Regions from separate parts of the Homo sapiens genome. Here region 1 is linked to region 2. A link is a contact called in ENCODE Hi-C or POLR2A ChIA-PET data. All regions are on one chromosome and are shown on one strand. Each heading gives the region's core, a stretch centred on a gene start or an enhancer-like site at or near the end of the contact. The rest is flanking DNA. Distances are from core to core; before and after follow the strand shown.

What was found. Hi-C counts contacts between places; a loop is a spot of excess contacts on that map. ChIA-PET counts read pairs that join two places held with the same protein, here RNA polymerase II (POLR2A). Pooled maps may share reads with other maps.
Region 1: a map of esophagus muscularis mucosa shows a loop between it and region 2 (1.8-fold over the local background). The contact joins two enhancer-like sites. A Hi-C loop is called at or near these places in 1 of 168 maps with a recorded cell type or tissue (esophagus muscularis mucosa) and 1 of 50 pooled maps. POLR2A ChIA-PET finds 5 or more read pairs at or near these places in 4 of 52 experiments (AG04450, BJ, OCI-LY7 and 1 more).

Annotation. Positions count from the first base shown.
Region 1 is chr7:47,633,930-47,637,858 of GRCh38, forward strand. No RefSeq gene overlaps it. Among named protein-coding and RNA genes, the nearest start is that of LINC01447, 14 kb to the left of the region's middle. RefSeq lists an enhancer at 746-1,457. Within about 2 kb of position 1,527, at least 15 of the 41 ENCODE cell types and tissues checked have a DNase peak (open chromatin) inside an H3K27ac peak, as active enhancers do.
Region 2 is chr7:47,518,960-47,522,758 of GRCh38, forward strand. All of the region lies in intron 2 of TNS3 (tensin 3), which reads right to left. Among named protein-coding and RNA genes, the nearest start is that of SNORD151, 56 kb to the left of the region's middle. RefSeq lists enhancers at 192-903, 904-1,615, 1,886-2,392, 2,393-2,898. Within about 2 kb of position 1,557, at least 13 of the 41 ENCODE cell types and tissues checked have a DNase peak (open chromatin) inside an H3K27ac peak, as active enhancers do.

The DNA.
Region 1 (3,929 bases), core at 277-2,776, 110 kb after region 2:
TCAATGACTCTTTTTCCTTTAATTTTAATGGAATGCATAAGGTTTAAAGTCAGAGAGAGGAGGGTTGGAAGCTTGGTCCATCTGGTACTTGCAGTGTAAACTTGGACAGGGAATCTCATCTCTAGTTTCCTCTTCTGTGAAATCGAGATAATCCTACCTTCTTCACAAGGTAACAACACAGATTAAACAAGATGATGAATATAAAATGCTTGGTCCCAGCCCTAGCTCATTGTACACAGCTGCTCCACATAAAGTATTGAAGTTACTATCATTGCTATTAACTCTGACTCTCTCTGGTCCTACAAGTGCTCCTTAAGGAGGCTCCTTTAGGATGACAGGGACTGTGTCCAAGGCTGAAGTTCTGCCTGTCCAAGGCTGGGCTAAGCCACCAGTCTGGTCAGTTCAGTGGGTGGTTACAGGGTTAGGGGCTTTGCTGGGATGAGTAGTCAGTTTACCTAAGTGTGCAATCAGTTCATCTTGCCAGGTCAGACATGCCAGCTACTGCTGAAAGTATGTGTATTTAAAGATTGTCTGAGTCTGCTCCAGCTGCCATAACAAAATACCACAGATGGCTTCAACAACTGAAATTTATTTCTCACAGTTCTGGAGGCCAGAAGTCCAGGACCAGGGTGCCAGCATGGTTGGGTCCTGGTGAGGACTCTCTTCCTGGCCTACAGACGTCCGCCTTCTTACTGTGTCCTCACATGGCTTTTCTTCTTCTGCCCTGGTTGGGAGAGGGGGAGAAAGAGAGAGGGCGGGGAGATCCCTTTCCTCTTTTTCTCCTTGTAATCCTGTGGTGGGTAGTCCCACCCTCTTGACCTCATCTAACCCCAATCACCCCCAAAGGCTCCATCTCCAGACACCATCTCATTCAGGATTAGGGCTTCAGCATGTGAGTTACGAGGGGACCACAAACATTCAATATTGGGTATCCTATTTCCCAAGAACGAATAGTCTTCAGGGGAGTGAGTGTTGAGATAGAATGACTTTTGCTTGGAGGCTCTCTGCCCCTCTTAGGGGGCTGCATGGATTCTCCATGGGCGCTGTTGCCCATGCATCTTCTCTGTGCAGCTTCCTGTGCCTGACTGTTTAGACCTCACCGCAATCCCGCATGTTGGTGCTGTTATGACCCCCCTTCTGCCAGGAGGAGAGCAGCTCAGGGAGAACTGGCGTGCCCAGACGACACAGCTAGGACGGGGCGGGGGCTTAATGGAGCCCAGAGCTCTGCGTGCAAGTCCAGGCTCATCCCCACCTGCTCCTCCACTCCCAGAGAGCCCCAGCCTCTCGTGGTGCGCTGGACGAACCTGTGCTGCTGCAGCTGGTGGCGGGTGTACTTCTGGGCGTGAACTTCACGCTCACTGGGAGCAGCCCATGCACCGGCCCCCTCGGTGCGCTCAGGTCTCAGGTGCCTCCGGGAAAGAGGAGAAGGCAGCTGTCTCTGCGCTGTCCCTGAGCCTGATGCCTGTCTGGAATCCTACTGATGAACTGTGAGGACCAGGCTGGCAGCAGCCAGCTCATTAGGTCTTGTCCTCTGAGAAACGCCTGGCAGAGGGCGGGGCAGCCGGCCAGGAGCAGCGCTGGGAGGAGGGTGTTTGTTTTTGACACAGAAGAGCTGGAGAACACTGCCATTCGTGAGCTGACCTGGAAATGCTGGCGGCCCCTTGGCAAGGGAGCTGAAAAGGGCAGCCCCCTCTGTGGAAGGTGGTCGAGGGGTGGTGCTGGGTTGTCTGAGAAGACATGGGCTGGGCCTAGGTGAGACTGAGCAGAGCGTGGGAGCCCAGGGAAAGGTTCAGGGCCAGGACAGGGAAGGAGGGAGGGGAAGAGGGAGGGAAGACAGGAGAGAGAGGAGAGGGAAGCAGGGGGGAAAGGAGAGATGGGGGAGAAGAGAGGGGAGAAGGAAAGAAGAGGAGGGAGGAAGGAAAGGAGAAGAGGAGTGAAGGAGGGAGAAAGGAGACAGGAGGAGAGGAAGAAGTGAGGGAAGGAGAGAAGGGAGTAGGGAGAAGAGGGGAGAAGGGGAGAAGGGAGGAAAGGGAAGACGGAGGGGAAAAGAGGAAGGGAGGAAGCAGGGGCACCCCAGAAAGGGCCAGACACTCTCCAAAGTTACAGCATCCTCACAGCATGCCCCCTGAGAAGGCAGCATTCATGCCATTTTGTTTAAGTGAAGAAACAGGAATGAGTGCCAGAAATGGGACCTGGGCCGAGTTGGTCACAGCCAAACAGAGAGCAACTGGGTGGCCCATGGGTGCATCCAGCCTGTACCCGTGGTTTGGCCTGTGGTATTTTTGCATTTGTTTTCAGTTGAGTTCGTTGCCAGCCTTTAAACATCAGGAGACTTTACACAAAACCAGGGACTGTTGGCTTCTTTTTCCACACAGGCCCTTCTGGACCCACAGAGTCCACATTCCCCAAAGTGAAAGCTGCCTGGCCTCTGGGGGTGCACTGGGTCCAGCACCCACAGGTGAAAGTGAAGTCAGCCAGTGCCCCGTCCTGGAAGCCTCTGGATTAACTGCGCAGAGTGGTCAAGGTCTCGGGGACTTTCCCCATTGCTGGGGGGTCGGGGGAGGGGATCCCCTTACAAACACCTCCAGGCCAGGTGCTTGGCTCTAAGGCAGGAACGCTTTTCTGTGTCTTGGCTCCCGGGCTGGGGACAGACAGGGAGCCCGTGAGTTTGTTGGCTGGAGTCACCCTTGACTGTCATCCTCGGGCTGCATCTGAAGGGAAATGGGGCTTTTAACAAAGTCAGTCATCCAAGAAAAACAACGCCAGATAATTTTGAGGCTAAAGAGCAGCCCTCTGCTCCCATCCCTGCCTGATTCTTTCTAGGGCAGGACGTTTGCTTTATTTTTTCATGGCGATGTCAAGCAGAAACATTTTCCAGGTCCTGGCAGCCCAGTGGTATGGAAGGCGTCTTCCTTCCCGCCCTGGCATTAGCTATGGCTGTCACTTACAGCAAAATGAGACACTCTGCGACTGTCTGACTGCCTCCAGGCGCTGGCTGCATTTGTGCAGGATTTGGGGCCTGGGCAGGCTCAGCCGACTCAGAAGAGCCTGTTTAAAAATGAACTCTTTTATGTTCGAAAGTTTCAAAAATAGAAGGAGCCAAGTTTAGAGATGGAGATGCCATTTAAATGTCTATGGTTACGAGTGCTGTGGGTGGTGGCCTCCCAGCCTCCCTGGGCCGCGCCTGCTCCCCATGGGCCACAACACCACCCCCCCTCCTCCAGCCGCTGCATTTTCTTCTATTCCCAACTGTGCGCCACAGAACTTTTACAGTTATTCACAAAGGAAACCTCATAGTAACAAACACATTTCAGAAACCTAAACCTGGTGCAGGAAAGCAAACGGCCAACATTTATTTAATTTTATATCTTAACATGCATGGTATACTATATTCAATCATCTCCCCTCTATCTTCTAAATGATGAGAACCTCTCAACACATAGAAAATGTATAATAAGGCCAGGCGCAGTGGCTCATGCCTGTAATCCCAGCACTTTGGGGGGCCGAGGCGGGTGGATCACGAGGTCAGGAGTTTGAGACCAGCCTGGCCAATATCGTGAAACCCCGTCCCTACTAAAAATACAAAAATTAGCTGGGCATGGTGGCCCAGGCATGGTGCCTGTAGTCCCAGCTGCGTGGGAGGCTGAGGCAGGAGAATTGCTTGAACCCAGGAGGCGGAGGTTGGAGTGAGCGGAGATTGTGCCACTGCACTCCAGCCTGGGTGACAGAGCAAGACTCCGTCTCAAAAAACAAAACAAAACAAACAAACAAAAAATATTTAATAATAGCACAGCATGCACCATTATATGTCCTACCTAGATTCTGTAATCAGTAACATTTTACCGTTTTTTCTTTTTTGCTATTTTCTTTTTTCTTCTGAACTGCTTGAAACTAAACTACTGAGTTATGATGCTACAGACCTAAGTATT
Region 2 (3,799 bases), core at 307-2,806:
CAGCTGCGGCACTGACTAATGTTGATGAAGCACTCAAGAGCTGACAGAGTCCTTTTACGTCCCTTGACTCACATGTTCCTCCAAACAGCCTGTGAGTAGGGCCAGCCAGGCCTCACTGCCCACTTCACAGTCCAGAGAATCAAGCCCAGAGTCAGTGAGACCCACTGAGGCCCCGCCTGCTGCTTCGTCTCAGGGCGCCAGCTCCCATCCCTAACATTACTTACATAATCTATGTATAGGACGAACCTTGTTGTCTCTTTACCTTGTTGTTAACCTGCCCCCCATTTAAGATATCCCCCCCCAACACAAGGCACGGGTGCAAAGGAGAATGTCTCTGCATCTCCATCAGATATTCAAAGGGATCATATTATACAATATTGCAGAATGAAAGGAAAGAAAGAAGATGGTACCAATCCCTCAAAAACATCTTAAGTCTAACTCAGGAAACCCTCTTAGTAATTGTCTCCTTCAAATACACATTTGGAAGGAAACAAGTCCCCCACCTCACTCAGTGTGTGAGCAGACCCCAGCGGTGGGGCCACTCATCACCATGTAAACCAGGAGCACCCTCCCAAGAACCCCAGTCCCCCACACACATGGGTGTGACTGTCCAGGACTTCTTTGTCCCTCACTAGCCCAGCAGCCCGGTGGCAGATGTCCACCTGTGTGTGGGTGGCCAGCACCTAACACAGTAGGCACCTCCTAGACCCATGCTAGCCACAGTGAGCTGGCTGGAGGGGCGAGGGTGATAGGGGATCCTGCCTGTCCATGCTCACCCTAGGTTAGGGGCCGTCTGGCTGAGTCATGCAGAGGCCAGGCTTCGACTCCATCCTCTGGAACAGAGCTCCTCACATTTCTTTTTTTTTTTTTTTTTTTTTTTTTGAGACGGAGTCTCGCTCTGTTGCCCAGGCTGGAGTGCAGTGGCACAATCTCGGCTCACTGCAAGCTCCGCCTCCCGGGTTCATGTCATTCTCCTGCCTCAGTCTCCCGAGTAGCTGGGACTACAGGCGCCCGCCACCACACCTGCTAATTTTTTGTGTTTTTTTTAGTAGAGACGGGGTTTCACCATGTTATCCAGGATGGTCTCGATCTCCTGACCTCGTGATCCGCCTGCCTCAGCCTCCCAAAGTGCTGGGATTACAGGCTTCAGCCACCATGCCCGGCCGCTCCTCACATTTCTTAACACTTCAGGCCTGCCAGTGTCCCAGGGTTGCTGATACCCACGTGGGCTCCGTGAAGCACAGCACTGCCTCTTCCCTGGCTTCGAGGATGTGGAATCAGAAGTTGCCACTTGGCCTTGCCCCCCTGCCACACCTAGGCAGACCTTGAACACCCAGAGAGTAGCATTACATCCATCTGAATAAACCAACAGAAAACAACCCCACAACTTAACATAAAATTCCAGATCACAGTTACTGCAAAACAAATACTTGGATTTATGAGCTTGGCTACACTACTCAGTGAGTTTTAAAAATCAAAATCCACCAGCACAATCAACTAACACAACCCAGACGTCCCTGGCATGCAGAAACCTCAAATCCTGACAACCCAGACCGTTGAGAAACATCTGGGAGGGGTCCAGGCCTTCTTCCCAGCCACAGAGTTAGAAAACAGGAAGGATTTCAGACAAAATCCACGAGTAAAGTCCGTGTGGAGGCGGCTGAGAAAGGCTTTGTATTGCAACAGAGGAGCAGAATTTAGAGGCAGGGAAGTGCTGCTTCCCATCGGATAACCACCACCGACCAGAAATTATTCAGATGAAATTTGGCCTGGGTGCCTCCTTCCCCTTTGGGAGCTTCTGGGAGATTCTGTCGTGTTGCCACCTCTCTGGATGGGGCAAGTCTGATGGGAGGGCTGAGCTCAGTTCCCCGGTAGAAGTCAACCCCAGGGTGGGGCTGGGCTTGCCCTCAGGGTTGGGGGACTCACCACCTCCAATTGTTCTGGAAAGAACTTTGGAAATAACATCTGGAGCCATTTCACATGGATTTGCCAGAGAAGAGCGGATCAATGAGCCAGGTGTTTATCTGCACAAATTCATCTGGATTGTCATGCAACTTACATTCCCTGTGCACCTACTGGGCTCTAGGCCCTTTGCTGAGACTCAGGATACCCAAGAAACAGCAGTGCATCGCATCATAGTAGGGGCAGTCGGCCCAGGGGAGCAGATAGATTCATAAACAAATGATCAGAACACAGCAGTTCCTCCATCGTCCTGACAATGCCCACACTCCCTGCCCCACCCACCTCCCAGAATTGCCTGTCCCTCCTCTGTGCTCCCAAGGAGGCTGCAAATACCTCTGATAAAGCACTCCTCACACGGGATCCTGTTCCTGCTCACTACTCCAGCCCACTAGACTCCGAGCCCTTCGAAGCCTTGGTCACCGTGGGCATCGCAATGCACCAGCTGCCGCACCTGCTCAGTAAAAGTGTGCTGGTGAGGGTTCACCCTGCAAGACAAGACAGCACTCCACTTTGGGACGGAGGTGTCTGCCCTGTGCACAGGCATCTGGTGAACAACACAGAGCCAGCCCCTCATGCCTCCTGGGCTCCAGCTGAGGGCAGAGAATCACTGCCCCAGTGAACATCCGGATGGCTGGCTAGTCACTGGCCATGGATAGTTCTGGAGGGAAAAGGGCAGATGCTAGGGGACACAGCGGCAGGGCAGGGAGGCACCTTCCTGAGGACCTGGTGCTTGAGCTGAAACCTAAAGGATGAGGGTCAGCAGGCAGAGCAGCACAGTCCAGCAAGAGGTCAAAAATGAGCCCTGTGCAGCCGGCCTCTCAAAGCACCTGGGGGAGTCAGGAGAGACCAAATAAGGCAGGCACAGCCTCAAAGGGCCACCATGAGGATGCAGGCACAGGTTCTTCCCGCTGGATGGTTTACAGTTTCCCAGAGCCGTTCTCTGAGTACAAACAGGAGAGGAGCGGAGAGGCAAACAGGAGACTGGATCTCAAGGGCATCCCAGCCTGGGCAGACAAAGGGCCAGACCCAGGGAAGCTGGGTTAGGAAGGAGGAATGGGAGGTCTGCACGGCGATGGAGACCGGGGCCCAGCCTCCAGGAAGAAGGCCAGCAAGGGTGGAGCAGCAGGCAGGGCTGGGGGCCAAAGCCTGGCCAGGGGCTCTCCCATTCAGTGGATCTGGGTCCCAGGTATCAGCAGGGATGGGATGCCCGCCCCCCAAAAGTGGGGACACCATATCCCCCGCCTTCTCACAGGCAAGCAGGATCATAGATTTGTTGCTTGCATTAAGTTAGAAAACTAAAGCCTCTGTGCATCAGCAGCCTTTGCAGGCCTAGGGCTCTCGACGGGTGACATTCCCTGGTGTGTCTCCCTAAGGCATTTCAGATCTGCCCACCTCTGAGCCGCAAGCCTCTGCACTGGTAGTCCATCCCACCCACACCCCCAGGCCAGCCTCACAGCCTCCACGTAACTTCCGACCCCCCAGTACTCCTGCTCTGATGATGGGGGCTTATCTCAGCCGCCTCAGCCTACACCATGACACCTCCTGTCCACAGGGACCCTTGGCCTCAACAGACCATGGCACCTCAGGCTTGGGAGCATCCCTGAACACCTCCTGGTCTCTAGCACACACATTAACTTAACATAACTGAAAAAGCTAATGAAAACAATCATGTCTAAAAGACTTCTGAAACATGGAATCCTGTATGTTTTTTATAAAGAGTTTCTAGGCCGGGCACGGTGGCTCACGCCTGTAATCCCAGCACTTTGAGAGGCCAAAGCAGGCGGATCATGAGGTCAGGAGATCGAGACCATCCTGGCTAACATGGTGAAACCCCGTT